Regions from separate parts of the Homo sapiens genome. Here region 2 is linked to region 1. A link is a contact called in ENCODE Hi-C or POLR2A ChIA-PET data. All regions are on one chromosome and are shown on one strand. The core of a region is the stretch at or near the end of the contact, and the rest is flanking DNA. Distances in the headings are between cores, read along the strand shown.

What was found. A loop is a pair of places that touch in the nucleus more often than their neighbours do. ChIA-PET counts read pairs that join two places held with the same protein, here RNA polymerase II (POLR2A). Pooled maps may share reads with other maps.
Region 2: a map of right lobe of liver shows a loop between it and region 1 (2.1-fold over the local background). The contact joins the enhancer-like site here to the promoter of VSIG10L2 in region 1. A Hi-C loop is called at or near these places in 5 of 168 maps with a recorded cell type or tissue (Right ventricle myocardium inferior, heart right ventricle, right cardiac atrium and 2 more) and 5 of 50 pooled maps. POLR2A ChIA-PET finds 5 or more read pairs at or near these places in 1 of 52 experiments (Panc1).

Annotation. Positions count from the first base shown.
Region 1 is chr11:125,943,279-125,947,315 of GRCh38, forward strand. It overlaps VSIG10L2 (V-set and immunoglobulin domain containing 10 like 2), which reads left to right and starts at 2,766. Exons shown (of 12, transcript NM_001365077.2): 1 at 2,766-2,859. The coding sequence starts at 2,778.
Region 2 is chr11:126,031,191-126,035,536 of GRCh38, forward strand. All of the region lies in intron 1 of CDON (cell adhesion associated, oncogene regulated), which reads right to left. Among named protein-coding and RNA genes, the nearest start is that of CDON, 30 kb to the right of the region's middle. Within about 2 kb of position 3,006, at least 2 of the 41 ENCODE cell types and tissues checked have a DNase peak (open chromatin) inside an H3K27ac peak, as active enhancers do.

The sequences.
Region 1 (4,037 bases), core at 1,516-4,015:
GGACGATGAGAAGCAGGCACCAGAACCTGGGAATCCACAGCTTTACCTGCCCCAGGGCCCGGCTGCTGAGCTTGCACAGTGCAGAGCACAGCTCCAGGTGACCTCAGCTTGGATGAAGCTCCTTGGGAAGGGGGGAAGGAGGGAAAGAGAGGATCTCTTGTCAGGCCTCCAACCCTGCCACCAGAGGATGGAAAAATCTGACCCCATCCCTGTGCCTTAAACTTAGACGCTCAAGAAACATTTGTTCAATTCATTGTTTACGTTCTTTGGTTAAGAGGTATAAGTAAGTTTAAGAGGCAGGAGCTATACATGCATAATCTCATGTGTTCCTCACAGGAAAACCATTAAAGGAAGAAATTGAAGCTTAGAGAAGTTCTGTAAGATGCTGAGGTCACACAGTAATAAAGAGATAAATGTGTGTTCTCATTACTGCGCTTTCTTGTCTCTCAAAGCAAGGAACCAGCTCACCTTGTCTCTCCCAGCTCCTCACCTCCCGAGGCAGCAGGGACAGGAGCCCTGGGCCTGTTCTCCCATTCCAGACACATCTCTTCTCTTCCAGACAGGGGCTGTGGCTCTGCCATGGGGTTCCTGTTCTGGCAGAGCCAGGACACAGGATGGGGGTAGGCTTCACCTCTGTGATGGTCTGTTTTATGTGTCAACTTGGCTAGGTCATGGGGTACCCAGATATTTCAAACATCACTCTGGGTGTTTCGGGAGGGTGTTCTGGGGTGAGATGAACATTTGAATTGATAGAATCAGTAAAGAACATTGCCCTCCCCAACATGGGTGGGCCTCATCCAATCAGGTGACGGCCCGAACAGAACAAAAAGGCTGAGTAAGATGGAACTCCGCCTGCCTGACTGCCTGAACTGGAACTGCGGTCTTTTCCTGCCTTCAGACTCAAACTGAAACCTCAGCTCTCCCTGGATCTCAAGCCTGTGGACAGCAGATCTTGAGATTTGTCAGCCTCCATAATCACATGACCCGATTCCTTATGATAAATCCCTTTCTGTATATACATACAACCTCTTCGTTCTCTTTCTCTGGAGACCCCTGACTAATATACCCTCTCTCCCTGACTCTCCCTTCGAGGGTCCCCTTCCTAAGGGGAAAGAGCAGGTTGAGGAGCCCCACCTGACTTCCGTGTTCCTGATGCCCCAGCTGAGAAAAGGCTGGGGGGCTGATAACGCAAGCAGCGTAGACTAACTCTGCATCAGCACAAGCTCTTGCCACTGCCAGAGGATCCTTTAAAGCTCCCCTGATTCACATGGCTAGAATTCTCCCGTTCTCTCCAGAGACAGGGGCCGGCCACCCTGAGGTGGAGAGTGCTGCCGGATCCCCACACTTTATTTCCATAGGAACCTCTAAGGGAGATCGGAGGAGATTCCCAGTCTGGGGAGTGGGGGAATCAAATGAGTGGCCCGTATGCACTGGTCACCAGGGGCAGTCAAACCTGACTCTCAGGGACCACCTGCCATTCTGCTCCATAGCTGAGTTAGGAGGGAAAGGGAACTCGAGACCCTGAGGAAGGCATGGAAGGGCTTGGCCGTGGATCGAGTGAGGGTGGGATAGGGGTCTGTCCATACAGCCTCTTCATGCAGCCACTGTCCCAGGCAAGTGAGAAGCCAGAGTGCCACAGTGACATCTTGGGCCCTGGAGGAGCCACCTGGAATTCAACTCTGACAGCTCCTGTCTTGGCTGAGCCTTGGAGAACCTGAAACCGGACATCAGATCCCCCTTCTCACTGGGGTTCAGGAATCTCATCCTCCGTCTAACCCTGCCACCAGAGGATGGAAAAATCTGACCCCCTCTCGGGCTGTCATTCAGAGACAGCTAGACAACAGGATATGCTCCAAGAGCTAGAGAGACAGAGAATTCAGAGAGCCCTGGACAGCAGGAATGCTGGGCTCCAGCCCAGCTCCGGGATCCAGACTTGATAGTTCAAATCTAGCTAGGAGCATGAATGGTGCACCTACTGCATGCTGGGCACTGTTCATCCGTGTGTGTGCATGAGCGCATGTGTGGACAGGCATGAATGAATGAATGAATGATATCAAACACATATGTGTGCATGAATTATATCAAAGATTTGTAAAGTACATAAAAAATAAACGTACAGCTTGAGGAACTGTAACCCTCACTCGACTCAAGGAACAGCACATTTCAGCACCCAAAAAGCACCCCCGTGTGCTAATTTAAGTCTTGTCATTTGATATTCACAATATACTCTTTACAACAAAGAAGGTGTTATTATCCCACTTATCTGTGAGGAAGCTAGGGCCCAGGGAGGCTCGGAAACGTCCTCGCTTTTCAGATTATCACCAACCCCAGCTGTCTGACTCCACAGCTCCTCCCGCCACTCCACCTAAAGGTTGTTTGAACCTCAAGGTCCCTGTGGTCGGGAGTCCTGTGTTGGGCAGGTAATTGGACCAGAAGAGTTTGGGGGCCTTTCTCAACTCTGTCCAGTGATTCTAATTTTACAATATCCTTTGAGCGAAAATGCAGGGAGCTCGTGGTCCTCTCCCCTGGGTCTGCCCCAGCCACGTCCTACCCTCCCCAATTCTGCATTATGGATGGGGTGAATCATCTGGTAAATAATTAACGAGTCATCGAGGCACTGAGGGTAACAGGAGAGCAGGGGTGGAGGCATGGGCAGGGCTAAAGTTGGCAACCTGAGCCAGACCACCATCCTCCCAGGGCTGGGCTCTGCTCTGGGTAGAAGGGGCCCACAGGTCAGGCAGGAGCCTCAGGTGGGTGGCCATCAGGGAGATGGGGCCATGGTGGGTCAGAGGGCCCAGCACAGCCCAGTCAGCCTCCTGCTGCTGATACACCTCTGCCTTCTGCACCTGAGGGCCTCAGGTGAGTGATACTCAGACCCCCCAGGGGGTTCATTTCCCACTCCCATCCCATTATTCCTGCCACTTCCTGGGGGATCCTCCTTTTGCACTCCATTCCATGAAGTCCGTTCAGTCATTCATCGGCTAGACATTTAACTAGCGTTCACTGAGCGACTACTATGTGCCACGTAGGTGAGAGCACTCTGCTTAACCTTGAGAAGCTGGAGTCATCCTGAGAGCCACTGTGAGGTGGTAAGCCTAGGAGTGGTATGGTCAGATCCAGGTTTCAGAAAGCTCCCTGGTTTTGAGGGGGATTAGGGCAATCAGGAGATCATTGCCATAATCCAGGTGAGAGATGCTGGCATCTTGGGCCAAAGCAATGTCCATGGGGTTGGAAGAAATTGGTTTCTGGGTTACATATTTTTATTCTTTTTTTTTTTTTGAGATGGAGTCTTGCTGTCACCCAGGCTGGAGTGCAGTGGTGTGATCTCGGCTCACTGCAACCTCTGCCTCCTGGGTTCAAGTGATTCTCCAGCCTCAGCCTACCAAGTAGCTGGGATTACAGGTGTGTGCCACCATGCCCAGCTAATTTTTGTATTTTTAGTAGAGCCAGGGTTTTGCCATGTTGGCCAGGCTGGTCTCAAACTCCTGACCTCAGGTGATCTGCCCGCCTCAGCCTCCCAGAGTGCTGGGATTACAGGCCTGAGCCACTGAGCCCGGCCCCAGAGACTTACTTTCATGCAAATTTGCTGAGGTCCTCAGCACTTCATGGCATGAGGCCCACCCTGGCCACATGTGAGGGGACAGCGGGGAACATGGTACTTGGGCTTAGGCTGGGGTTGAGGGCTGGGCCCTGAGCCGAGAACACCTGTTAAGTGACTTACTCCACAGGAACTACTTAATGGCTGGTCCCTGATAGACTGGGAACTCCATGAGAGCAGGGGTGGGGGGCTCATTTGTCCTTGTGACCCCGGCACTCTATGCTTAGTTGAACGAATGCTGGATGGGCTGATGCGGGCGGTGTCCTCTTTCCCTTGCTGCAATCAACTGGAACAGGGTGGGAGGGAGCCCTGGGATCCTCCTGGAATCCTTACACAGGAACTCCAGACCCCGAGCCACCAGTGGCCAAGCAGATCTCCTTATCTCCAGGGTCACCATCGTCACGGGACTGATCATCAGACTGATCTTGGGGCGCTTGTT
Region 2 (4,346 bases), core at 1,756-4,255, 88 kb after region 1:
AAACTCAACCATGAATAAAAGAGACACAGTGTCTGCCCACATGAGGCTTACAACCAGGTGAGGACATGTGACAAGTAAGGAAGCAATTAAAATACAGACTCGTCTAACATGGGAATGGCTCAGATAGCAACTTTTTGCAATAATGGCTCTTAGAAAGTTATTTCACTTTTTTTAAAATACAGCTTCGTTTTATTCAGTACAACTTTTCCAATCAGAAACTAAAGAAAACACTCTAAAAAGTGATATTATAGCTTCAGGCAAAGCTGCACACACCAATTTATATAATACCACAGTTTTTAGACTTTACACCACGTCACGTAGAAAAAAGTGAATTGCTTGCTGTGTTTGGATGACCTCAAACATTGTGCTTTGTGTTCAGATGCCAACTGAGGGGGAGGACAGTGGGCATTCTCCTGATCTTCTGTGAGATTCCACTAATTAGTGAGATTCTACTAATCTTCTGTCTGCAGTGTGTGTGCACCATTTCCGCGAGTTGTGAAACACTCTTGTGTTGAGCTTTTGTTTTGCCATAAGGTGATTTTAAGTGCTTTTATTTTCTAAGTGCAGTTTGAATGCGAGGTAACTACGAGCCTTAAGATGACTTCCAGTGTCCAAAAATCCATTTCCTGACTCTACACCACCCGTGAAGGAATTGCTCACCATTCCTCTTTCACCAGCCTCAAGGCTTCTCTTCCTCCTTTGACAAGCATAATAAACTCAGTGCATTTTATTTAAGAACAAACTGGATTTATTTACTTTTAAAGTATCTTTTACCATCTCTACAAATGTGCTTTCACTGCTCCATTGACATGTTTTTCTATCTGTGAAATCTGGCTATCTTGGATTGGGACAGAACATATCATGACTCTTTCCATGAAAAGCAATAGACATGCTTTACACTAAAAGGCAGAATTTTTAGGAAATAAAGGTTTTCAGAGATTAAAGCAGTTACATGAGAAAGGGACAGGTAAGCAACAGAATAAAGCAAATACAGGTGCTCCAGGAAAAAGAGAAGGCTCACTTAACCTAGATTTGTACTTGGAGAGGTGAAGACTTCTCAGAGGAAACAACTGACTAGGTGAAATCAGAGGGATACGTTTGGGGGATGGAGTAGAGGAAGGGAGGAAGAGAAGGAAGGAAGTATCTCAAGCAGAAGGAACAGTGTGTTTGTAGAATCAGAGTAAGGATGTCTGGGCTGGAAAATACAGTAAGAAGAGAAGGATAAGACACAGTGAGGGGAAAGCAACATAAATGAGCAGAAACAAGAGTGTAAAGAACAATATAAATCATATTAAAGTGTTTGGCTTTTATTCTGAGAGGAGGGTGTCAAAGGCTTTTAAGCAGGCAAGGACATGATCAGTCCCGTACCTTTGAAAAATCGCTGACACTGCAATGTGGAAAACAGTTGAGGATAAGAGAAGTTAGAAGGCTATGGTGAGAGATACGGGGACCTGTACTGGAGAAATATCACGGGATAAATTTGAAAGGTTTTTCAAAAATTTTTAAGACACGGTCATATTTAAAAGACGTAAGAGGCCAGGAGCGGTGGCATACACCTATAATCCCAGCACTTTGGGAGGCCAAGGTGGGTGGATCACTTGAGCACAGAAATTCCAAGACCAGCCTGGGCAACATAGGGAGATCCCATCTCTACCAAAAATACAAAAATTATCCAGGTGTGGTGGTGCACACCTGTAGTCCCAGCTACTTGGGAGGATGAGGTGGGAGGATCCCTGGAGCCCAGGAGGTTGAGGCTGCAGTGAGCTATGATCGCACCACTGTACTCCTAGCCTGGGTGACAGAGTGAGGCCCTGTGATCAACAGGACTTTGATAATGAATGAGTTGGACTGGAAAAGAATAGACCACTAGGACCTAGGACATCTTTGGAATCCATTCATCTGTCCACTGCTCTATTTCCCCACTGCTGTGACTGTAAATAAGGAATCGAGGCTGCTGTCCAGACTTCTGACTCAGACAAGTGAGTGAGTGGATGATGTGCATTTACTGAGATGGGAGCAGCAGGGTCTTCTGTGGTCTGCTGCTGCTGTTTGAGGTGGTAGAGGGAATGGAGAGCGTCTGAAGGTGTGGAGATAACAAGAGGAGCTGGAGGTAAGTGGGGTTCTAAGGAAGGTTGGGCAGGCAAGCAGAAAGAAGCCTGAAGCTCTTAAGAGATTTGGGTCGCAGATGACACTCTGGTGGGCAACAGCAGACACACGGAACTATGGCTCAGGCTGAATCCCAAAACTATCATGCTTGAAGGGACAGAAACTCCTCATTCAAAATAAACCACACTATCAATACTACTAATGAAAAAGTTTTAAAGCAAAAAAAAGGAAAAGACAGAAATGATATTCCAGGGATGGAGTCAAACAGTCAGACTTTAAAAATGAGTTTCTTAATGTGATTTAATTTCACATTTCACACTGTTATACCTTTCCAAGGTACTACAGTGTAGGGTAATCAGACACATTCCTTCATGCTTACTAAAGGCTTTGATTAGGGACGGTCTTCATGCTGTCCACAGGGGTTCTCCCAAAATGAGAGTAACAGCTGGCATACATCTTCCATGATTCTACAGGAGGAAAGGAGAGGCAAACAGAGTGCTACAAGTCTAGTCGCAACAAACATACTATCTAATAGCATGCTACTCTCTGGGGCGTATGGGGGTTCTTTTAGAAACTTAAGAATTTCTTAAAGCAGTCATGTGCAATTAACAATGATGTATCTTCTGACCTGCCGCATCACTCCCAGTCCATAGGAGGAACATATAAATCTCATCAAAGTAAAGTTGCAGGATCTCAGACACCAAGGCCCCCTGCCAATCACTGGGAGTGCTCTCTTCCTGCCAGGATGAAGCCCCTGGGTGTGAAATGCAGCTTTCCACAGTACTTACTTTATAAGCACTTATTAATGATCGTGCAATCATTCAGATCAACTTAAAAAAAAAAAAGTTCACACCTACAGACTTCGCAACCCTTCCCCCACTTCTCCCAAGTCTCAGTCGAGTCAGCCAAGCATACAAACGATCCTGCTGCCTGCGAAAGCATTTCCTTTCACCGTGGACTGCCAAAAGTAGAGGAAGAAAATGGAAGTGACTTGGAGTTATGGCACCAAAAAGGCCAAATGAGCAAAGAAATAATCAACTCCACATGAGCCTCTTCAGCTCCAACACAATGAAAAGGGCCCAGGACGAACCCCAGGAAAGGTCACTGAGATCAAGGGTCACACGCAGAAAAAGGCAACAGTGAGGGGCTGCCAGCTGCAACAGGAATCAATGTGGTCCTAATTACACCAAAGGAGAGGGGGCAAAAGCTCAGTTAGGTTCTATTCACAATATTTGTGTGTTTAAAAAAAAAAGTCAAGTGTTCCTGTTCCACTCTCTTTCTAAGAGACTATTTCTTCCTGCCACTAGAGCACAGGAAGCCAAGAATTGTGAAGATAATCCTGGCATCCACAGTGGGTTGTACAGGAGCATTATAAATATTTAAAAGCATAGCTGCATACAAATGGTGAAATTCTAAAAAGCAGCGTGAGAGAGATTATTAAAAAGACAAAATATAGAAAATTTCAAGGGGATTATTTTGCAAGTCCCATGGAGTCAACACTTCCACAAATCCAGCACTTGGTAGCTTTTCAAGTTTGTCACTGGAATTGGCTTTATGGGAAAAAATAACCGTTATGGTAACCACAAAACAAATGCTAAAAGCTAAGTTTGCTAAGAACTAGCTATTGCAAAGATGTAGACACACATTTGACTAACTTCTGCTGGAGGATGAGCAGGAGGAATATGGAAACATTTGAAAAAGTGCCCCATATAGGTGTTAGGTAATATAATTAACGTAGTTGTTAACAGGTCCAGCGCTTTGCTTAGACCCTACTGACTTATGCACTGGACTAACCTAAGTATAAGAGTTTCCCTGGCAGTTACAAAAGACTCACCCTCATGGGGTTTGGCTTAGATTCCATTTTAATAACAAGGAAAAAATCCTCAAGGAGAAACTCATTTCCATGAAGTACATTATTCAAATATACACAGTCAAGCATTGAAAAGGCAGATAAGAAAAAAACAAATCTTGGAAAAGGATCTTTGCTGCAAATAAACTTGAATCAACGCTGGCTGAACACTGGGTCTCTGCCACAATGACTTTTACATTATCTTACCGTCAAGTTACGAGTTTCCTAGAGACCTAGAACATATTAATACTAGTTTCCAAGTACCTTATTCCATCTTTAAACTTGGCCACATAAAATAATGGAAGAAATCTAGATTTCTTATCAGCCCCTGCTTTGTTCAAACTGGTAATGGGAATTAGGTCAGACACAGCTTCATCAAAGCTGTCATCCT